Linked DNA regions of Homo sapiens: regions 1 and 2 are each linked to region 3. A link is a loop called in an ENCODE intact Hi-C map of the cell type or tissue named here. Cell type or tissue: dorsolateral prefrontal cortex. All regions are shown on one strand.

The links. Hi-C counts contacts between places; a loop is a spot of excess contacts. Peaks named below come from ENCODE experiments on the same cell type or tissue, not always from the same donor. Only the 100,000 strongest peaks of a DNase experiment are listed, where the experiment ranks them.
Region 1: a loop joins it to region 3, with 3 times the contacts of the local background. A loop is called at or near these places in 2 of 110 quality-filtered maps.
Region 2: it touches region 3 in a loop (2.5-fold over the local background); 7 of 110 quality-filtered maps call a loop at or near these places.

Annotation. Positions count from the first base shown.
Region 1 is chr10:46,989,624-46,997,623 of GRCh38, reverse strand. All of the region lies in intron 9 of PTPN20 (protein tyrosine phosphatase non-receptor type 20), which reads right to left. Among named protein-coding and RNA genes, the nearest start is that of PTPN20, 82 kb to the right of the region's middle. In dorsolateral prefrontal cortex, CTCF peaks have their summits at 4,300 and 4,506 (motif pointing left); a DNase peak (open chromatin) is centred at 4,313; H3K4me3 peaks cover 617 bases; H3K27ac peaks cover 973 bases.
Region 2 is chr10:47,249,982-47,257,981 of GRCh38, reverse strand. No RefSeq gene overlaps it. Among named protein-coding and RNA genes, the nearest start is that of GDF10, 46 kb to the left of the region's middle. In dorsolateral prefrontal cortex, no CTCF peak of the experiment used is centred here; a DNase peak (open chromatin) is centred at 4,081.
Region 3 is chr10:47,043,922-47,051,921 of GRCh38, reverse strand. No RefSeq gene overlaps it. Among named protein-coding and RNA genes, the nearest start is that of PTPN20, 140 kb to the right of the region's middle. In dorsolateral prefrontal cortex, a CTCF peak has its summit at 4,146 (motif pointing left); a DNase peak (open chromatin) is centred at 4,151.

The sequences.
Region 1 (8,000 bases), 54 kb after region 3:
TTTTTTATCCTCTTCATTGGGTCTTTCACAAAACATAAAATTTTAGTTTGCTTTCCCTCTGAGATCAGTGATGGCAACAACGCCTGCTCTCACCACTCTTATTCAATATAGCACTTGACATTTTAGTACAGCAATAAGACCAGAAAATAAGTAGGATGTATACAGATTGTATACAGATCAAAAAGGAAGAGACAAATCTATATGCACATGGCATGACTGTCTATGTAGAACACACTAAAGAATCTAAAAAAAAAAAAACCTACAAAACCTCTAAGAGCTAATAAGTAATTTCAACAAGATCACAGGGTACAAGATCAACAAATGAAAATCAATTAAATTTCTACGTACTAGCAATGAATATGTGGAAACTGAAAGTACAAACACAATACCATTTACAATTGCTCCAAAGAAAATGAATAGGGTAAATTTAACAAAACATATACAAGATCTATACACTGAAAATGACAAAATGCTGATGCAAGAATTCAAAAAAGACCTAAATAAATACACTTACCATGTTCATGGATTGGAAGATTCAATACAGTAAAGATATCAGCTCTCTCCAATTAAACTACAGATTTAAAGTAATTTCCATCCAAATCCCAGCAAGTTTTGTGTAGATGTAGCCAAACTAATTCTAAAATTTATTAGAGAAAGCACAGACCCTAGGATAGCTCAAACAATTTTGAAAAAGGAGAATAACGTGGGAGGAATCATTCTATCTGATGTTAAAGCTTACTATATCACTACAATAATCCAAAGGGTGGTACCGGCAGAAGGATAGACACACTAATCAATAGAACAGAATACGGAACCAGAAATAGGCCCATACAAATATGCCCAATAATTTTTGACAAAGGTACAACAATAATTCAATAGAGGAATAACAGAATTTTCAATAAATGATATTGAAACAACTAGCCATCAATAGGCCAAAAAATGAATCTTCACCTAAATTTAATAATTTATTAACTCAAAATGGACTATGGACTTAAATGTCAAATATGAACTTACAGAATTTTCATAAAAGAACACAAAAAAATTATTCAGGCCCTCAGCTAAGTGATGAGCTGTTAGACTTGATATCAAAACATGATCCATAAAAGGAAAAACTAATAAAATACAATCTCATCAGAATTAAAAACTGTAACTTCTTTAAAAGCATTTTTTTAATTATAATTTAAGATTAGGCAAATTATGGAAATACATTTGAATTACTAATTTTTAATCAGTTTACTGACTATAAAACAAGCATGACTGGACTGTTCAGTTAAGAAAAGACACAGCTTTCCAAATGTGGCTGTAGTGGTTAACCAAATAATGAAGATGGAAGTGACTGCAATGAAATGAAGACAAAGAGTTATATAATTTTCACTTGGAGTTATGATTCCTCATATATTGAGTTTTATAGTCATTATTGATTGTGAAGCTCTAAAACTACACTTGTGTTATTTCCAAAGATGTACTGGTTAACAAAGCAAAGGAACCATTAAGACTTATTTGTAATTTACATAAAAAATAATTAATTCAAAGATAAAATAATTATCTTAAAGAGAATTAGATTAAAAAGACAAGAGAGGACTTCTGGTTCCAAAATAACAGTGTAGAAGCAAGCTGGCTTCACTTCTTTACAAAGAAAACCAAAACCAAATATACAGCACTGAAATTATCACCAACAATATCCCAGAAATCAAATACGAGGAGAAGACAGTTCCTGGATCCACAGAGATGGGAAAAAAACTCTAAGTAGGCAGTAAGAGAATTGGGTTTCCACATCTGCAATGCCCATTTCTCCAATTTGCCCAGCACCAAGAGTGCAAAAAATCTCCACCTGATTCATGATTTCTATACCAGAAAAGGTGACATCCAGGTTTCCCACCATCTGGGTTACCTGGCAGGAAACCTGTCCCTACCTCAACCCACAGGAAGCACTACATGTGCCTGAAGAAAGAAATACCCTGAGAAGAGTCAGAAACAAACAGGTGAGGTGGGACTACCATCCCCAGCCCTGGAAACTCTGGTCTGTAACTCAGCTAAAGGAGATGCCAAACCAGAGTGGTTGTTTAGTAGCACCACATTGCAGAAGATACATTGCACAGGACCCCTGGGCATGAATCTCTAGCCACCTTTCCCACACTGCCATGATATCTCCTTTGAGACTTTCCCTAATTGGAATGAGCAGCTCTCTTATTGTTTACTGGAGCCAAGGCAAACTTGGTCGTAAGGTGACATCTAGTGCCAAAAAGAAGGCAGCAACTTAGCCCCTCACCAAAAAAAAAAAAAAAAAAAAGAAAAAAAAAATTCGACAGGTAAATTACATAGAATCTATAACCAAATACATTCAATAAAAAACAAAAATAAGCCAGACAGAGAACACTGGAATAAATAACTAATCCTTCATTCAAAGACATCAATACAAGATATATATTTCTTGCACATCCAGAAGAAACTGCAGTCAACACAAAACCATGACCTCCCCAAATGGATAAAGCAAGGAACCAGTGACTGACCCTCATGAGATAGCCATATAAGAGCTCCCTGATCAAAAATTCAAACTAGTATTAATAGCTTTGAGGAAACTCAGAGATCTCCAAGGTAACAGAACACCAATTCAAAAATTTATTAGACAAACTTAACAAAGAGATTGAAATAATTTAAAAATCAAATAGAAATCTTGGAGCTGAGAAATATATTAGCTGAACTGAAAAATTCATTACAGCCTCACAATAGCAGAATGAATCAAGCAGAGGAAAGAATCAGGGAGCTTGAAAACCGGCTACTTGAAAATGCAGTCATAGGTGGAAAAAGAATAAAAAAGAATGAAGATCATCACCAAATATAGACAATTACCTCAAAAGACCAAATCCAAAAATTACTGGTGTTCAAGAGGGAGTTGAACAAGAGCAAGGGGTAGGAAGCTTATTCAAAGAAATAATAACAAAACTTTCCAAAATGCAACAGATATAAATATTCAGGTATAAGAGCATCAGGGCCGGGCGCGGTGGCTCACGCTTGTAATCCCAGCACTTTGGGAGGCCGAGGCGGGCGGATCACGAGGTCAGGAGATCGAGACCATCCTGGCTAACACGGTGAAACCCCGTCTCTACTAAAAAAATACAAAAAAATTAGCCGGGCGTGATGGCGGGCGCCTGTAGTCCCAGCTACTTGGGAGGCTGAGGCAGGAGAATGGCGTGAACCTGGGAGGCGGCGGAGCTTGCAGTGAGCCGAGATTGCGCCACTGCACTCCCGCCTGGGCCACAGAGCGAGACTCCGTCTCAAAAAAAAAAAAAAAAAAAAAAAAGAGCATCAGAGAACACCAAACATATTCAACCCAAATAAGGCTACACCAAAGCATAAAATAATAAAACTCTCAAAGCTCAAGGATAAAGAGAGGATCCTAAAAAGTAGCAGGAGAAAAGAAGTAATTAACATATAAAAGAGCTCCAATTCATCTGACAATTGACTCTCAACAGAAATCATATAGGCCAGGAGGAAGTGGGATAAATTTTCAAAGTGTTGAAAGAAAAAAAAAACCTGTTATCCAAGAACACTATATTCAGCAAAGGTACTTTTAAATATGAAGGAGTGATAAAGTATTTTTCAGATAAACAAAATCTGAGGATTCAACAGCAGCAGACCTGACTTACAAGAAATGCTAAAGCGAGTTCTTCAGAAGGAAAATAAAAAAATACAAAAAACCACATACACATTCAAAAAGAAAACTTTTCAAGGCATAAAATCCACTGGTAACATTAACAACATGGACAAAACCAGAATACTCTATTATTGTAATGATGGTGTGCAATCCATGCCTAACTCTGGTATGAAGCTGAAAGATAAACTCATAAAAAGCCGTAATAGCTACAGCAACCTATTAAGAGAAAGGTAATATAAAAATACACAAATTTAGATAATAAGCAGTTGAAATGTGGTGGGGATGGAGTTAAAGCATAGAGAATTTTTTTAAAATTTTTTCTTTGTTTCTATTCTTTACTTTGTGATCTAAGATAAGTTGTCACTTCTTTAAAATAGCTTATTGAGATCCACTCAAGGCAAAAAGAACTGGGAAGTCCCCACAGCTGTCTGCTGGGCAGAAAACCCTAGGCTATGGGTGCCACATCAGCTATACACCCACGGCAACACCGCCCTGCCTGGAGATCTCACACCCCTGACCTACTGCATCAACAAACCATCTGTAGGTCTACTGCACAATTAGCTCTGACTCCCAAGCACAGAGGATCAGCAGGCCTCCAGTGTGCTGTGGATCTCCTGGTGACCTAATCTTTGGCTCGAGCTGCCCCAAGGGAGGAGAGAGCACAGGCTGCCAGGGTTCCCCTTGGGGTTAAAGAGATGTGGGCATGGTGCCAGTGACTGGAGGGGGCTCCCCTAAGGCCTGGAAATGGACCTGGCAGGGGATCATCGCTACCCCTTCCCACCACCCCCACTGCTGCAAATGTGCTGGAATACAAAAGAGCCATGTGACTGAGAGTCTATTTGCCGGCCATTATTCTCAAGCACCATCTACTGGATTGAAGCCTAAATTACAACACCCCAAACTCTTCCAGTATACACTGCCTGTGAAATCCAGTGCCAGAATCTAGCCACAAGTATTAATAAATATCCCATACAGAGTGTTGGCCCTCTGAAAGCACCCAGAAATAAAGCCAACTGACTATACTCAGCTTATGCTACAGTCAAACCCACAAGGGATACAAAGAATATAAAAACAAAAAGCCTCATCGAAATGATAGCAAATTCAACAAGATAAAAGAACACGTGCCCTCTCAGAAGAGAAAGATTTAATGCAAGAACTTTGGCAATTCAAAAAGTCAGTGCCTCCTTATCTCCAAACAATTGTACTAGCTCGCCAGAAATTGTTCTTAACTAAATTGAGATGGCTGAAATGACAAACATAGAACTCAGAATCTGGGTGGTAAGGAAGCTTAATGAGATTCAGGAGACAGCTGAAACCTAATCCAAGGAATTTGGTAAAATGATCCAAGAGTTAAAAAGTTGACAAAGCCATTTTAAGAAACAAACAAACTGACCTTCTGGAATTGAAAAATTCACTACAGAAATTTCATAATACAGTTGGAAGCATTAACAACGGAATAGACCAAGATGAGGAAAGAATCTCAGAGCTCAAAGATTGGTCCTTCAAATCAATTCAGTCAGACAAAAATAAAGAAAAAAGAATTTCGGGCCAGGGGTGGTGGCTCATGCCTATGATCCCAGCACTTTGGGAGGCTGAGGTGGGAGGATCTCTTGGGGCCAGGAGTTTGAGACCTGCCTGGCCAACATGGTGAAACCCCATCTCTACTAAAAATACAAAAACTAGTGAGGCTTGGTGGCACGCGCTTGTAGTCCCAGTTACTCAGGAGGCTGAGGCATGAAAATTGCTTGAACCTGAGAGGTGGAGGATGTAGTGAGCTGAGATCACGCCACTGCACTCCAGCCTGGGCGACAGACCAAGACTCTGTCTCAAAAAAAAAAAAAAAAAAATTGAAAATGAACAAAACCTCCAAGAAATAAGAGATTATGTAAAGAGACCAAACCTATGACTCACTGGCATTTCTGAAAGAGAAGAAGAGTAAACAACTTGGAAAACATATTTGAAAATATAGTGCGCAAAACTTTTCCCAATCTCACTAGAGAAGTCAATAGGCAAATTTAAGAAATTCAGCAAAGTCCTGTGAGATACCATACAAGATGACCATCCTCAAGACATATAGTTAACAGATTCACCAAGGTCAATGCAAAAGAAAAAATCTTAAAGGCAGCTAGAGAGAAAGGTCAGCTTACTTACAAAGGAAATCCCATCAGGCTAGGAGTAGACCTCTCAGCAGAAACTTACAAGTGAGAAGAAACTGTGGACCTATTTTCAGCATTATTAAATAAAATAAACTCCAAACAATAATTTGATATTCTTCCAAAGAAAGCTTCATAAGCAAAGGAGAAATAAAATCCTTTTCAGACAATCAAAGCTAAGGAAATTCATGAGCACTAGACCAGTCTTACAAGAAGTCCTTAAGGAAGTGCTAAATGTGGAAATGAAAGAACAGTACCTGGCACCACAAAAACACAAGTACATGGCCCACAGACACCATAAAGGAGATACACAATCAAATCTACAAAGCAACCAGCCAACAATGTGATGACAGCATCAAAATCTCACATATTGATATAAACCTTGAAGGCAAATGGTCTAAATACCCAACTTAAAAGGCTTAGGATGGCAAAATGGATTAAAAAAATAAGGCCCAACCATATTCTGTCTTCAAGAGACCCATCTCACATGTAAGAACACCCACAGGCTCAAAGTAAAGGGATGGAGAAAGATCTATCATGCAAATGGAAAACAAAAGGAAAGCAGGGGTCACTATTCTTATATCAGATAAAACAGACTTTAAACCAACAATGATCTAAAAGGACAAAGTAGGGCATTACACAGTGACAAAGGGAAAAATTCAAAAAGAAGAGTTAACTATCTTAAATATACACACAGCTAACATTGGAGCACCCGGATTCATAAAACAAGTTCTTCTGGACCTATGAAAAGACTTAGTCACACAATAATATTGGGAGCCTTCAACACCCAACTGGCAGGATTAGAGAGATCATCAAAGCGAAAAATTAATTAATAAAGAAATTCTGGTCTTAAATTCAACACTTGACCAATTGGACTCAATAAATATCTACAGACTAGTCCACTCCAAAACCATAGGATATACAGTCTTCTTATCTGCACATGGAATATACTCTAAGATCGACTATATGCTCAGCCATAAAGCAAATCTGAAAAAGATTAAAAACACTGAAATCATCTCAAGCATACTCTCAGACCACAGTACAATAAAAACAGAAATTACTACCAAGAAGATCTCCCAAAACTACACAATTACTTGGAAATTAAACAACTTGCTCCTAAATGACTTTTGGGTAAACAAATGAATTCAGAAATCAAAAAAATTCTTTGAAATTAATGAAAACAGAGACAAAACAAATCAAAATCTTTGGGATGCAGCTAAAGCAGTGCTAAGAGTATAGTTTATAGTGCTAAATGCCTACATCAAAGAAGTTAGGAAGATCTTAAATGAACAACCTGATGTCTCACCTAGAGAAACTAGAAAAAAAGAACGAATCAATCCCAAACTAGCAGAAGAAAACAAATAACCAAAATCAGAGCAGAACTGAATGAAATTAAGATGGAAAAATGCATACGAAAGATCAACAAACAATTTTTTTTTTTTTGAGATGGAGTCTCGCTCTGTCTCCCAGGCTGGAGTGCAGTGACACAATCTCAGCTCACTGCAACCTCTGCCTCTTGGGTTCAAGCAATTCTCCTGTCTCAGCTTCCCAAGTAGCTGGGACTGCAGGTGCATGCCATCACACCTGGCTAATTTTTGTATTTTTAGTAGAGACGGGGTTTCGCCATATTGATCAGGCTGGTCTCGAACTCCTGACCTCAGGTGATCCACCCGCCTCGGCCTCCCAAAGTGCTGGGATCACAGGCATGAGCCACCGCGCCTGGTCTGTTTTTTGAAAGAATAAACAAAATTGATAGACTGCTAGCTAAACAACAAAAAAAGGAAAATCTAAGCCCAATCAGAAATGACAAAGATGACATTACAACTAATCCCACAGAAATATAAAAGATCTTCAGAGATTATTATAAATATCTATGCACACGAAAAATAGAAAATCTAGAGGAAATGAGTAAATTCCTGAAAACTCCCAAGATTCAACCAGGAAGAAATTCCTGTTCAAGAAAACCTGAACAGACCAATAATGAATTCCAAAAGTGAATCAGTAATAAAAATCCTACCAACCAAAAAAAGCCCTGGACCAGACGGATTCACAGCTAAAGTCTACCACATGTACAAAGAAGAACTGCTACCAATCCTACTGAAACCATTCCAAAAAATTCAAGGAGGAGGGACTCCTCTCTAACTCATTCTATGAAGCCATTATCAACTTGATACCAAAATCTGACAGAGACA
Region 2 (8,000 bases), 210 kb before region 3:
GAACTTGGCGCTTTCACTTTTCCTATTGAGTTGTTTCAAGTTTTGTGGTTAAATTAGTCAGTCTTCTGCTTTTAAAACAATATTTCTGGTTTCCTGCCTTGCTTACAAAATACTTCCTTTACTCAAGATTGGAAGACTCATTGTCCCAGAGTTCTTGGTTGTAAGCAATAGAAACTTACTTTATTAAACATAGGCAGCAAAGAGACTTAGAAGGATAACGGATGTCTTAGTAAGAGATTGTAGTGTTTAGAAGCAACCCTTGGACAAAAGGCCAGGATAGAGGGATGCCAGAGAGCCAAAAACAAGCCAAATGGTGCCACTGGAGACATTGCCCTGGACGCTTGCTGCCAAGAGGCTGTTCTGATTCTGCTGCTATTGTCTACACTAGACTCTGGGTGCTGGGTGCTGCCATCCTACCATCACCTCCACCACCTGCTCCTCCACCACCACCCCCATAACACCAGCACCTCCCGCCACTTCCCCTCCATCCCCTCCTCTGGCATCTCCACCATCACCATCACCATAACTAGAGTGAATTCTAAAGTATCCCCTGATTCTTTGCAGTATGAGTTTCAGATTCAGAATCCTCAGTGGGAGTCTTTAATTGTTCATACGCAAGCTTTCACTGTCAAGAGTCAAGGAGAAAAATCTAATATTTGTGTTCATTTGGGGGGAATTGGTATCCTAATAATATTAAGTCCTCCCATCTAGGAACATGGTATTGTTACCAAGCGATCAATGGGCTTGGTGTCCAATTCACATAGAGGCCAATGCCATGGCACCAGCTTTTGAGAAAAGAAAAACAGCAATAAAGCTGCTTAATGGGCAAGAAGGCAAGAGAAAACTCTCAAACCTGTCTCCTCGAGCAGGGGTTTGGGTCAGGCTTTATAAGCATAGGGTAATGAGGTGTGATCTGATTGGATCTTGCAATGAGGTGGTGCCAGGAGGCATGATCTTACTGGATCCTGCCATGGGGTGATACCAGAGCTTCCTCTGATTGGATCCTGGCTCCTGCCAGGCAGTGTCTGCTTCTCAGTTCAGTCCCAATTTCTCAGTCCCAGCCCTGAGGTTCCTCCTGTGGCTGTCCATTTGGTTCGCCTGAGCACGCTCAGATTACATCACCTTCAATCTGGGGGCCCATGGTAACCTGAAAACAACTCACAACTTGGTTTCATAAAAGTTGAACCACATAGGTGTGATGAAGTTACAGTAGGTGCTAAAATCTCCCACTGTGATTGTGAGACTGTCAAATTCTAGGTTTTGGAATTTCAACAATGTAGTCACAGTAAGTTTCGTTAATGAGATGCCAGTCTTACTTATTAGTAGGTGATGATGTTTTCTGTCTCATGTTTCTGATTTTCTCTTTATTCTTCATGTTTTAAAATGTTAGATGGTTTTATTTTTTCATTAATCCTAACAAGATATGTGAGTCACTTTAATCTGAAGTTCTTTCTCCTTGTCTTCTTACCCTACGTTCTGACAGATTTCCTTGACTTTATCTTTCAGTTCATTTACTGATGATCACTTTGAAGACAGGAATTGGTGGGTCACACTTATAATGTCTAAGAAGATGTATTGCCAGAAGATTCTTTAATGAATGTATACGTTTCCTGAATTTCTGAGAACAGCAATTAGAGTGCTTTAAAAGTTTTCCTTAGTTCATCGCGTCATCTAGGTGCTTCGTGCCTCTTCCCTCTGCCCTTCCCAGTCTTCACGGCTACATGCTGACTGGCTCTTCTGCCTGGTGCACCCTTGTTTGAGAACTGGGCTGGTTCTTCCAGATGGCTGCTACAGTGGGTTAGTTCCTGCAGTCCTCTTCTCCAGGAGGCTTCTGAGGGCTGAGCTGACTGCTTGGAGCTCTGGGTACCTGGGCTCATCCGCTGGCAGCCCTGCCTAGGGTGTGCAATGGACAGCTGGTCTTGAGGTGGAAGGCATGGCTGCTAAATCAGTAGTTGATGTCAGAAGGCAGGACAGTTCATGTTCACCTGCATCTCCTCCAGCCCCTCCAGCTGACCTGGGCTGTGCCTGGCTGCCAGAGGAAGGCCCCTTTTCCTGTATCCATTTGTTCAGAGGAGCTGACAAATGGCTTCCTCTGAGTTCCCAATTTCTGCTGGGATTTTCCATTCCATCCTCTGGCCTGTGCCAGTAGTAACATTTTACACTTGTCTGACACCTTTTCTCCTCTGAGCTCCAAGCACTTTACAAGCAAGCAGTTGCTATTATTGCCCTCTGAATTCTGATGGAAAAGCTGAGAGTCATGGGATCAAAGCCGCCATGATTGGGCAGTGAAGACAAGGCTCCCAGACACCAGGCCAGTCCCCGGCCCTTGGCAGGACCACATAGAGCACCCCAGCTGCTGAGGTGAGGTAGCCCAGGGGAGGGTTTTCAGCACGGGCTCCCTAGAGGCTCCCCAGAGCCGTCTTATCCTGTTGTAAAGTGATGCATTGTCCTTTACTGCAGAAGAGAGTGGGACCCTTGGGACTCTTCCCTGCCAGAAAAAGTGGGCTGATGGTTCGTGGTTTATTTTGGGAATGAGAAGACTCATTCAATCTGTAAAGGGTCCTCATCTTGTCTTGAGGAACAGGAAGCAGATCTGTATTACGTGGCCCAGGCAGCGGAATAAGGTTCAGTTGCTACAGGTTTTCACCAGTCAGAGGACTTGTTAGCACTGAGAGCTGCCCAAAGGGGAGTGCGTTTGCGTCCCTGGTTGGGTCCCGAGGCAAGTGTCTCTAGCTGCTGCTGGGGATGTCCTGCATCACATGATGCTAGGGAAGGGTGACACATGAGGCCTCTTCCAACCCAGATCTTGCATCATAAGGACACACTCTAGTGCTATCTCCTCTAAGTGGTGGTGGCCTTGGGGCTGAAACCCTGAAACCCTGGGTCATGTCACATCTTGCTGGATCTGCAAAGCTCCTTAGTTCCCATCTCCTCCTTCTTTCATTTAGCAAAACTCGGTTTGAGGTCTGCATTTTCCCTCTTTTGTACGAAGCTTTGCCCAGTAGCAGCTTACTGTTTAACTGGAAGGAACATCTGTGACCATGAAATTTTCAGCAACCTAAAAAGGCCCTGTTAAGTAATATTTGCTGAGCTAGTGTTGGGAGTCAGCAGTGTGTGTGTGTGTGTGTGTGTGTGTGTGTCTGTATGTCTGTGTGTGTGTGTGTCTGTGTGAATTCAGCTGCCCTCAGGCAGGTGGCTGGAAACTGGCTCACCTTTATCTGAGAACACATCAATCTTGGGAAGAGAATCCATGGAACTGAGTATGGAGGGACACCTGGCCAGAAAGAAACTGAGAACAAGTCATTCCTACCCCAGGGACCACAGAAGGAGGCAGACAGCTGGAGGAATGTGGTGTGTGTGCGTGTGTGTGTGTGTATTAGAGAGGGGTAGAGGACTATATTTTCTGGGCAGATAGAATTCTGAGCACATCTGTGTGTGTTAATGCTCACATGAAACCTTTCAAAGCTTGGAGAGATGGGTATTATGATTCTATTTTCCCAGTGAGGGATTAGAAGTCAAATAAGCTGCCCACGGCCCCAGCCCCGGCCAGAGCAGAGCTGGGATTTGAACCCAGTTAGTTGTCTTTGGCTCTGAAGCCCTTTCTCCTCTGTATCCCTGCCTGCCTTCAATGCAGGTGCCACAAATGAGGTCCCACGGACCCTGCTGACTGGCTCTGAGTCTTCCGGCTAGCCCGGCTGTCCCAGGCCCCAAGTGCTCTTTCCCAAGGGCTGGCTGCCTTGCAGGTCTCCAGAAGCCTCCGGGTCCACCCCCATGCCTCCCCAGATGCTCTAGAGAGCTCTGGGCCCAGGCCCAAGCCCAGCAGGGCAGCCCTGTGGTTTGCGATCTGGCCATGCATAGCTGGCTCTGAGCAGGCACTTATCATTCTTCCACGACCACCCAGTCAGTCTAACACAGCCTGGAAGTGCAGCTCTAGCTGCCCAGGCCGGTGGTGGCTCAGTCCTCACTGAGCCCTGCTGCTCCCACTCGCTGTCTGCCACCCCCGCTGTAGCCGGCCCCGCCTGCCCAGCTGAGCGAGAGGTCGCTGGAGCCCAGAAACAGCAGGGTCTGAGCATCCCTAGCAAACCACAAAGGGAGATTCACAAATCAAAAGGGCCCTAGAGAACAAAGCTGTCACATCAGTCCATCATGGAGTCGGATCTCAAAATATCGCCAGGCCAGAGTCCTGCCAGCTGTGAGTCACCACCCGGCCAGAGCAGCCGCAGCGGGCCCCCAGCCACATGGAAAAACACCTCGGCAGCCAGCTGGCTGCTCTCTGCCCAGACCTGGGAGGTGTAGGGTGTCTGTGGGGTGGTTCCACACCTCCATGCTGCGGTGTGGAGAGGAGTCAGCCCTGGTATGCTTGCTGTAGGAGCAGGAGGGAGGGGACAAGGGAACGGCCATATCGACGATGGCTTCTGTCTTCCTAAGGACGCAGTCCAGGCCTGCTTCATCCCTCCAACCCTGCTCCAAGCCTCTGGGATAACCAGCAGTGTGAGGCTGGTTGACGACAGTGGCTCAGCACAGCCTTTGATGTCACCCTTTTTATGCCTCCCTGTGGCCCTACACTGCTGGCCCACCTCTTCCCAGGTGATGAGAAGTTGGATTCAGGGCCTATGTAAGTCCAGCATCTCATCGCACCAATGCCTATGGCAATGCACAGACCAAGAGCCTGCACTTGGTGTGCTGAGTCCCTCTTCATGCACTGCTCCAGTTCCTACCCCAAGCCCTATCATTACACATGGTGGGGAGGGGCATGGGGGCACGCACATAGGGATCACGTCCTTTTGTAGGAGTTTAGGCATTCTCCTGACATTGCTTCTCTCTCATCCACCATCCTGAGACCTCACTCCTTCCGATCAGCATCCTTTGTTTCTCCTGGCTTTGAGGCCATGACACGTGTGTCTATAAATATGAAGTGGCCTGGATGACAAAACACAAAGTTTTGAACTGATTTTTGTTGTCAGCTCATTTTTTCCTTCTGTGCCTCATTTTCCCCACATGAAGAGTAAGACGAGATCTTACAGAGACTTTTGGTTCTAAAGGCTGAGGGTTTTAGAATTTGGGGTGCCACCTGCCACCCCTCCCTGAGCTGGAGCCATAGCATATTCTAACGGGCTTCATCTTTAGTGAACTGAACATTAATGAGGAACATTAATGTTTTATTCGGGCAAGGAGGCAACAAGGACTCAATTTAAGGGAACATGAGATGTCAGTCCCAGCCCCTTCCATTCTCTGAGCCCCCTTGCTGTCTTGTCCTTGGCGCTCTCCTCTAAACCCTGGCCTTGGGGCTACGGCCCCATCAGAGCTGAATGGGGTCACCTCTGGGCTGGGTAGAGCCTGCTGGGGCACAGATTTGAGGCTTCAGTCACCTCTTTGCCCTGCACAAATGACCAGAGCCTGCCTTGAACTTCTTTGCTTGCAGCCAGAGTCTCCTGCCCTCAGCTGGGAACTGACCAGGTGGGGGTGCAAGCTGTGATGCCGTTTTCCCCCTCTCTCCTGCTGTTCATCCCCATGCAGCCCCTCTCCACCCTGCCCACGGCCTCTGCTTGGCTGTTCTGGGCCGCTGTGTGATCATGCTTTCCTCCTTGGAGGCATTCATGCTGAAGGCATGGAGAGAACCCGAATGGCAGAGTCCTGTCCACTGTGCAGTGATCTCTGCAGACCTGGGCCAAGAGGTCCTTAGAGAGAGGGCATGGGCCTCAGCCAGCAGGATGAAGGCTGCTGAGCAGCAGCTATGCAGAACAAGCATAAGTGGTGACATCTTCCCTGTCCCAGATGCCACAGAGCGCAGGGGTGTGTCCAGATATGTATGTTCCTAGGTGGGGTGACAGAAGACCACTGGCCACCTGCCACCTACCACCCCTCCCTGAGCTGGAGCCATAACAAATTCCTGAGTACCCAGTGTCCCTCTACCCAGCAGTCAGAGTCTCTGAGAGCTCAGGTACACCTGGGTCCATTCGCAAGTTCATAGGAAAGGGCATGAGTGTTTGCTCTCCGGTGTTACATGCCTTCCAAGGAATCACTAAACTTAAGCTAGAGGAGATTTGCCTCTTATGATTGCCCATTCTTTCCCCTGTGGGTCCCCCCACCACTCACTTTATTTAGTTATCGTATTCAGTAAATACCTGTGAGGGATCTGGAATTTTCCAGTTGGCATAGACACCATGCATTAGTTTGTAGCCACCCAATTTGAGGGATCCTGAGTGTCAGAGATAACTGTGATCCTATAATTAAAAGTTCCTGCTTCCCCTTTTAAGCATAACGTAAAAATTCTGTTTAAAAAATTAAGATGAAATTCACATAACATATAATCAACTGTTTTGAAGTGCATATTTCAGTGATAATATTTAATGTGTTCTCAACACTGTGCTACCCCCAGCTGTCTAGTTTCAAAACTTCTTCCTCACCCTACAAAAACACCTGTATTAACTAAGTAATCATTCCCTATCCCACTTCCTGTCATGCCCTGGTAACCTCTAATCTGCTTCCCATCCCTGTGGTTCTACTTATTCTAGATATATCATATAAAAATAAACACAACATGTGACTTTTTGTGTCTGTCATCTTACAGCACTTAGCATAATAGCACTTAGCACTTAGTTTTCTTGGTCCACTCATGAACCTTTTCAAGATTTTTCCTTTTTTATAGCTGAATAGGATTCCATCTTATGGATTAGCCAAATTGGGCATGCTTTCATCCTTTGATGGATTTTTATGTTGTTATTCATGAATAATGCTGCTATAAACATTTATATACAAGATTTTGTGTGGACGGATGTTATCATTTCTCTTAGATATATGCCTAGGAGTGGAATTGCTATATCATATGGTAACTCTACTTTTAACTTTTTGAGGTACTGATGAACTGTTCTCCAAAATGGCTGCACAATTTTACATTTCCCCCAGCAGCATAAGTGGGTTTCAACTTCTTCACTTTTTTACCAACACTTGTTGTTGGTCTCTTCAACTCAAGCCATCCTGGTGAGTATGAAGCAGTGTCTCATAGTTTTAAGTTGTGTTTCCCCAGTGACTAACAATGTCAATCATCTTTTCATTTGCTTATTGGCCATTTATATAGCTTCCCTGGAGAATGTCTATTTAGAAATTTGCCTATTTTTAATTTTTTTATTATTAAGTTATAAGAATTCTTTATAAATTATGGATGTTAGGCCTCTATCAGATATATTATTTGCAGGTATTTGCTCCCATTCCATAGCTTGCCTTTTCATATCCTTGATAATGGTCTTTGATGCACAGCTGTTTTAAGTTTTGATAAAGTCCAATTTATCTAATTTTTCTTTTGTTGCCTATTTATTTGGTGTCATATCTAAGAATCCTTTGCCAAAACTATGATTGTTATATATTCTCATATTTTCTTCTAAGAGTTTAATAGTTTTAGCTCTTATATTTAGGTGTTGACTGATTTTGAGTTGATTTTTGAATACGCCACGAGGTAGGAGTACAAATGAACCTTTGCTTGTGGATATCGAGTTGCTCCACTTGAATGGGCATGTTTAGAGAAAGGATAAATAAATAAACTGATGTCTTTTACTAGTTAGATAAACAAAGGTGTCCATATAGAGATACATGTAAACTGGTTCACATTTTTCATGTTCAGCATTGTTGCGAAGTTATAAAATAATGTGTGTAACACTCATGTAGTTGAATAGGACCTAATGGTGCCGCCGAAGGTGAATTTAGGAGACATAAATGATTAGAATCTTTGGCAGAAAAAAGTACAGGAATCCCTCCCTTCATGGGGGCTGCACTCATCTGTGTGGCATTTTCTGTTTTGCTCTGAAGCCCTGCATGACGTCTCAGCCCACATTCACCCTGGGTGTGCCAGTGGCAACTGCCTCGTTGCTGGGTCATTGGGGCAGACAAGGCCAGCCCTCAGAGACAGCTTCTGCCCTGGGAAGGCAAAGCTGCCACCCTGGAGCATCTCCCAGGGGCCATAGTGCCTTGCATCTGGCTGCGGGGACCAGCCCTGGGTCTCTCCC
Region 3 (8,000 bases):
AGGTCCCCAGGTACAAGCCAAGATGTCACAAGTGCAGGGTGGGTGAAAGGCATCTCAGAGGCCACCTGCAGGGAAGGATCCCTACTGACCTGGGCACCTGAACACAGTGTAGCCTGCAAACCCGTCCTCCCCAGAGGCTCTGCACCCACACACTCTCTGATCTCCCTCATCTGGACTTTTATACCAAAGAGGTTTTGATGCGCCTATCAGCTTGCCAAGGCCACTGACAGCCACAGAAATGCGGTGGAGCCAACCCCATCCAGGGGTCAGTCTTTGATCCTATTTATTATTTAGACCAGTTTGTGACTTGGTCAATACAGATGCTGCATAGACAGGAAGCACTGGGTGCAGGCTTCGAGCTCATTCCCACAGATTTAGTGGTCAGAGAGGAAAGGGCAACACCTTGGAGAAGCTTGGGAAATTGAGGCACAAGAGATGAAGTCCAGGGGATTAACTCGCTCAGCCTCAACTGGCAAAATCAAATTTGGAAGCAGCTAGAAAACCACATTGTGAATAATGTAGTCTGGCTTGGCCCCCCACATTGCCTTGTCGTGGGCTTCCAAACCATCCACTTGGAAGTGCCCCATCACCAGCCTCTAATGAAATGCAATTGGTGTTCCCGACCACGTTCCTACCTTCACCAGTCCCAGCAGCCCCTCAGTCCCGGCCGCACACACTTGGGCACGCCATGCCAGCTGCACCAAGCCAATCTGCTGTGAGATGCCGGGAAACGGTTTGCAAATATTACTTTCCAAATTTATCACACTTGGCCTGGTACCGTGGAAAAAGTTGGTTTTGATTTTACTGTGGATGATCCTGAGGCCCCAGTCTGTGTCCTACTGGGGCTGGCTTCGGGTGCTGGGGCCGAAGCCTGGTCTCAGAGAGGGGCCGGGCCTTCTCAAGTGGTTCTGCTGCCGAGAAAGGTGCCAGCCCCTCCACTGACCACTGGCCACCTGCAGAAGCCCACCTGGCTACACTGGCCCTTTCCTGGCACTTTCCAAGCCAGCGAAGGTGATCTCCCTCTGGCAAACAGAAATCTGCGCTGTTGGGAGACAGAGCAGTAGGCATCTATCTCCACATAGCTATCTTGAGCACCTGGTATGCACCATTTTGTTAGCATGGAACTCTCTCCCTATCCCTATCTCAGCAGCTTCCTTGGAGCCAGCAGCAGGCCTGAGGAGGAGGAGAGGGGAGTGGCCATCCAGCTGTCAAGAGAGAATCCACAGGCCCCATAGGAGGGACCTGGCTGCCCATCATAGACACTCAGTCTCTCGCTCTGTGGCTGTCAAGCTCCCAATATTTCTGTCTCTCTCTTCTTTTCTGTCTTTATCTGTATCTTTCTCTGTGTCTTCTTCTCTCTCTGTCTCTGTCTCCCTCTCTGTTTATCCTTCTCTATATCTCTGTCTCTGTCTGTCTCTGTCTCTCTCTCCCTCTTTCCCTCCTCTCCCTCTCTTTTTCTCTCTCCTTCCTCCCCCTTTCCTTGCATTTCCCTGGGGATGATGGAGTTTTCCTCCACGTCACCATGTGGCTAGACAAATCAGCCCTGGCCTTTTTGCTCTTGCATGAGAGTAGAAGGCCTCCCAAAGCCCCTCAGGTTCCATGGTGTCTGCTCCAGCCAGGCCCCCCACCAAAACCCTCTGAATCACTGGCTCTGGGGATGGCAAGAGCCCTCTTTCCCTGGTCCTCACACTCAGTCCCAGACTGTTGAGACTAATGACCTTGAGTGTGTGTCACGTCCCTCATGTCCCCCTCTAGGGAAACTGGCCAGAGTGGGAAATCACAGCCAGATTTTGGGTCATGGGCAAGGGGCTGAGGGCTCATGTCTGTGAAGAGAGGGGCCTCGAGGGGCCCAGGCAGGGAATGGCAGTGCCGGGAGCACTATGGAGAGTGGTGGGGTCTGCAGGAACCTGCCACCAACTAGATTGGGCAGCCGCTCTCCTGCCGCACGTCTCCTTTCACATCTGTGGCCAGAGTCTCCAACTTTTCAGGAGAAACTGCAGATCTAGATTTTCATATGAAAATGTTAAGACATAATTCAAAGTTTTTTGAGAAGCACTCTGCAAGCCAAATAAAACACATCAGCAGGACGGATCTGGCCAGCACAGCACATTCATGACCTCTGTTTGGTGTCCCCTAACACCCACCCCTGGGCCCCAGCCACCTTCAGGGCTGGCAGGGGGGCCTCTGCTTCCAGGGCCCATGCTCCTCCCTCGCCTTCATCCTGGTCATGGGGCTCTGCCTTCCCCGGAGCTGTCCCAGTGTTCAGATGACCCTGAGGCAGGAGCCCACCTGCAGTACAGCCTCCAGGCTGGTCAGCCGGTGTAGACATCTGGTCATTCTTCATGTCTGTCACCTGCCCAGCTGGTCACAAAGCAGAGGTCCGAGCCCCAGGAAACCCAGGACCACCAGGCTGTGGAGGAGAAAGACTTGCTGGTGTTTCATGGCCCTTGTTTGCTGTTACCAAAGCTCATGTTTAAACACAATTACTTTCTGCTCCACTCAGGCAACCCAGTTGGCACACCCTTCCAGGGACCAAGTCCCATGGCCTTTAAGGAAGCCCTAGCATGGGGCTGCCCATTCCCCAGACATGAAAGGCAGCTAGTAAGTTTGCTACTCATTAGCTGTGTGGCCTGGGAAAATGACTTAGTTTGGCTGGCCTCAGTTTCTTCATCTGTAAAATGGGAACACTATCTCATGCTAGATAAAAAAGGACAAAATTAGACAATTAGATAAATTCCCTCCCAGCTTCACCCATGTGCAGAAATCCTTGAAGAAGGAGAAGGCGAAGGAGAAGGAGAAGGAGAAGGAGAGGAGAAAGGGGAATTAATATTTGTTGAACCTATTATGCATGAGGCACCTTGACAAGGGCTTACAAATGTCATCTCAACTCACCCTATGAATCACCCTGGCAGGCTATCACCCCACTTCACACAGCCCCTATTTCCACTTCACAGATGAAATCCTGAGCTCCAGGTAAGTTGAGCTATTTGTCCCCGGAAGGGCCCAAGATTTGAACCAAGATTCAAATTTGGTCGGTCTCAACATTAAACCTAGAAACCCGGCCAGCTGCAGTAACCCCCCTGCAGTGCCTTCAGCCTCTGGCCCTGGACCGACACTCCCTCCCATGGCTCCAACATGTGTGGGCCCAGGCTCCAGCGCCCTCCTCAGGGGCTGCCCTGCCTCTGCTCTTGAGAGGACCTGCAGGCCTCCATCACCCAGCCCACGCTTCCTGTCTGTGTTGCAGGGGTGCCCAACCCAGTGCTGGCCTCTTCCTCTCGGTGTTGCAGGCGGCCTGCCAATGCCATTCCTTGACTCAAATGGACTCTGTGGACAAAAGAACACTCCCCCAACTACTGCCTTCTTGGCCCAGGCAACTCCTTCTCATCCTTCAGAACCCAGTTCAGACATACCTCGTATTGGGGGCTGTGCCTGGCAACCCCAGCTCCCCAGGCTGGGCTGAATGCCTCCCTAGGCCACACCAGCACCCACCTTGGCCTTGATCTCATTCACTATCAGTGAGTCCACTCTGCAGTGAGGGGCAACGCTGAGCTGAGGTAAGGCAGCTCTCCTGGGGCCACTGCCTTAACCTGAGGGTCCCAGCAGCTGTCCCTGGGGCCCCTGGTCCTTGCCTCTGATGCCACCCTGTGCTGCTGTTACCCACTCTCAAGCAAACCACACCCTGGTGGGAGGCCCTGGGGCTGCAGAGGCTGTGAGGACAGAGCCTGAAGCCTCTGCTGGGGTCCCACCCTGAGCTCTGAAAGAACCCCCAAATGGAAGCCCCCACCCTCTGTGTTGCACTTTGCTTTTCCCATGTGGCCACAGGTCCCAGGTTGGGGACTGGGCCACCTTCCCTTCCTCTTGCTTTAGTTTCATGCCCAGCTCCGGGTGTCTTCTCGTCGGGGACTCTGCATGCCTTTCTCAGGGCTGAGCAGAGCTGAGGGGTCCAGGAGCCCTGGTTACCCCCAGGTGACATCCCGTGGTATTGTTAGCATGGAGGTGATGTAGTGAAGACGGGTTGTCAGCTAGGATGGGGGCGAGATGACCATCTAAGCAATGTCAGAGCAGGGCACGTACTCAAAAATGTACAAACGTATCTTCCAATCTTCCAGCTGTTGGGAGAGCTTGGGCCACCCAAGGGCACAGCGCCCCCTGCTGGCCATGACGATGATGCGGCTTAGCTCACAGGGCTTTCCTCTGCAGCAGCTCCCCAGAAGCCAGGCAGGGGAGTGCTGGGCGGGGTGGGAGAGGGATAGGGGTGTGCATGCATGGGCCATTTCTCATTCTCTAACATACAAACGTGCTCTGACACCTCTCTTGAGGACCCCCTGTGCCCACTGGCACCACCAACAAATCAATCACATAGCCAATCAACAAATTAACAAGCACCTGCAGTGTGCACACACTGGCCCAGACTCACCTTACCTGGATGCTCCCCACCTCCACTCTCTGTGTTCAATTTGCCATAGTCCTCCTGCCCCACCTCCCATGGCTCTCACCCCCACAGAACTGCCCCTTGTGCCTTCCTCCTCAACCAGGTCCTCACGCCCCCAACAGGACACATACCCAGGGCCCAACCACGTGGCCTATCTCTGCACTCTCCTGCACCCATCCATCCCGCACACCACCCACACTCCAGTACTCTTGCCAAGAATGCTCGAGCATTCTCACCACCAGCTCCACAACCTCCAGGGCTTCCCTGTCCTTGAGAAAGAGCCCAGGGAAAGGCTTGGGTGATCAGACCCAACCTGCAGACGCAGCCCTGCCTGCCTGACTCCCACTCAATCTGCCCTCTAAGCAAACTGCAGCAGCACAGCACCATTCCCAGAAAGCACCCTTCACAGCAGCCTCCCACACATCTTCACAGCCCCCCACCTGCACAGGCATACTCAGCCTCACAGAGTCCCCCTACAGCCCTGACCCCTCGTTCCTATGGAAGACTCACGCCGAGGCCCTCGTCCATTCCCATTGCACATGGACCCACCAGGCCACTCACCTCTTCATCTGAGCCCCCACACCCAGAAGCACCCATGCCCCAACACCCTCTGTGGTATCCACCCTCCCGCCCACACTCAGGGTTCTGTACAGAAAGGAGGGATGCAGGGAGTGTGGTGAGCATAGGCCCCGACGCCCAGTTTCCCCAGAGAAGCCTTTCAGAGAAATCGCTTTCACATGGCAGCTTTGGTCCTCCGGGAGGGCAGCGGCTGAGGAGGGGGCATGACGGGGCAGCCAGCGAGACCATTGTTCACGCCTTGGCTGCTGGAGCCAAGCCCCTACCCCAGTGCCCCTTATCCATTGGAGGAGGCCGCAGGAAAACAAGGTCTGGTACCCGAGGGGCCCAGTGACCCGTTTGAGCAGCTCCCCTCAAGCAGAAGTTTCCCACATGACCTTCCAGCCGGGCCCTGGGCTTTCCTGCCTCCACAGCAACCGCAGTCCCCTCGCTTGGCACTGTGTCTTGGCCCAGGGCACAGGGGAAGGGAGGAAATGGGGAGGTGGGGAGAGGATGCACAGGCCTAGCCCGGGCTCCCAGCTGGCAACAGCCCTTCCTGTAAGGACTTCTGGGCCCTCTGGGTCCTCTGACCACCTCTTTCCACCACCCAAAACTGGTCATGGCCTGCATGGGTTTGGGGACCCAGTGAGCTACACTCACATCACTGGATGCTTCAAAGCAGCTGTGTGACTCCAGGCAAGTGTCAGGACCGTGGGTTCCTCATGCCCTCCTGGCTATCAAGCTTGAAGGGCCCACGTGGAGATTCGAGGGAAAATGCACACTCAGGCCCAGGAGCAGTGCCTCACACCAGTGAGTGGAGTTCCCTTTTAACATATTCTTGGGTATTGCCTCCACCTAGGGTCTGTTTGTCCCCAAATTTAAGCTTCCTGGGTTCTGACTATGTTGGGCCCAGTGGTGTGGTCTCTGCCCAGCTGGATGTCAGCCTCCCCTCGGCCTCAAGGGCCCAGTGCTACCACCCATGTTTCCTTACCATGACTCTGAGCAGTGCTGGTCCCTCTCTGAGTCCCAGGAATGGTGCACTTGTCTGCTACCGGTATCTCCACTCCCCAAGAACCTTCCTCACCCATCCTACTGGGCCACCCAGGACTTCTGGCCCTCTCTGGACTTCTGACAGGCTCTGCTATAAGCCCAGGCTCTCCACCTCCTCACACCCAGCCCCTCACAGGGCCAACGCACCTTAGTAGGTGCTTGGCCAAGGGTGGCAGGGCCATGTTCAATACACAGATTTCCTCTATGAGACTTTGCGGGGAGGACAGAGAGCTTGCCAGCAGCCTGGCCTCTTGTCCCGTGCCCTAGGCCCTTTGGAGGGAGCCCCTGCCCTGACCCTGGGGCCTCCCTACCTCTTGCACTATTGCCTGGCCTTCTATAGCCAGCCCCTCACACCTCCCAAGCTGTGGTCACGTGGAGGCCCTGCCACTCACGGGCCACACCTGCCATGTCCTCGGAGCCTTAAGATGCAGGTGTTGAGAGCTCGGTGTTGCCTGTAAAGGTCCCCCTGGAGGGGTCCCTCCCATCAGGCCTGGAGGCTCGGGTCTGTATACATGCATCTGCATGGGGCATGACTGGTTTCCAGAACCTCAGAGCCCAATCCACCTGCCCACATAGCCCATACCAGCTGACCAATGACAGTGAGGCGAATCACCAGTCTCCTCCTCACTCTGAGGCCTCCCTGCGCTGACCCTGTCCTCAACCTTTGATTTCTCCTTCTTACAGCCCAGCTCCCACATTGGACTCAGTTCTGTGATTTGGGATCTGGCCTTGACCTCCAACTTGCCCCAGATTGTGCCTTGGACTTGGCCCAGTCCATGCTCAGGTGGGCCACCCAGAGCCACTTTGGGCCTCTCAGAGCTTATTTCCTTTGGTGTTTGGTGCTGTGGACAGAGAATAGTCTGGCGGAGAGGGGAGCTGAGACATGCAGGATGCTGGTGCCTGGAATGGCTGGCACTGAGCCCATCGCTGCCTGGAACCACTGGCTGCCTCCTCTCTGTGGCTTGTCTTTGCCATAGTCTGTGAGCTTGGGGCCCACACCCCATGGAGCACCATGGCCAGACCCAGGCAGCAAAGGTGAGGTTGGCCCACAGGGAAACCTGTGGAAGGCTCTGGCCCCCACCCCATCCCAGGCTCACCCTGCCTCACAGAAAGCACAGGAGACCCCTGGCACTGGGGCTGGAGCCCAGGACACCTCTCCCAACTTCCTCTGGATTATGAAATATATTTCATGTGATATCTCAATTCTTTTCAAACAACATGGAGTGACATCTGCAGGGCACTTTCCTAATGCTAAACACCTTGGGTCAGCAGTAGAAATGCCTCCAGTCATTGGGGTGGCTCCTAATCTTCAGATGTCAGGCGCCAGGGAACCCAACTTAGGGACTAAGATCCTCACTTGGGAAGGGTCCTGGGGGCCATCAGAGGGATGGCCATCACTCACAGGTGAGCGAGTGTGCACATCTGGATTCATTTCCACGACTCAGGATCACATCAGGCAGCATCAGGGGCCCCAGGAGGGATGGAGGTCACAGGCTCCCACCCTCGTCTTAGCCCTGGAAACATGAAGGCCTCCAGTGCCCTCCTCCAGTAACCCCGTGAGTGCCTGGCACAACAGTGGGCACTCAGTGAATGCCGGTAAGTGCCTGCTGACCAGAGCTCATATGGGGGAGTGCACCTCTCTGGCAAGCTGGATCCCATCAGTGTCGGCCCACATGTGCACCAGCCTCGTTTCAGCTGGGAGAATCGCATCAGGACAATGGGAAAGCTTCTCCCCGTTCCCCTGCCAGGTGGGCCCAACGCCAGAGCCGCGATCCAGGGCATCGCTGCTAAGTTTCCAGGCTCCCGTCAGGCATCACTCCCACCCAGGGGGACCCTGCACTGTCTCACTTCTTTAGAGACAGATCAAATTGGAGAGAGTTGGCTCGCATCAAAGACAAGGCCTATGTTGTTTACACACATTTTTTTGGGAAGAGGGAACAAATTATTTTCCTTCTTGTCCATG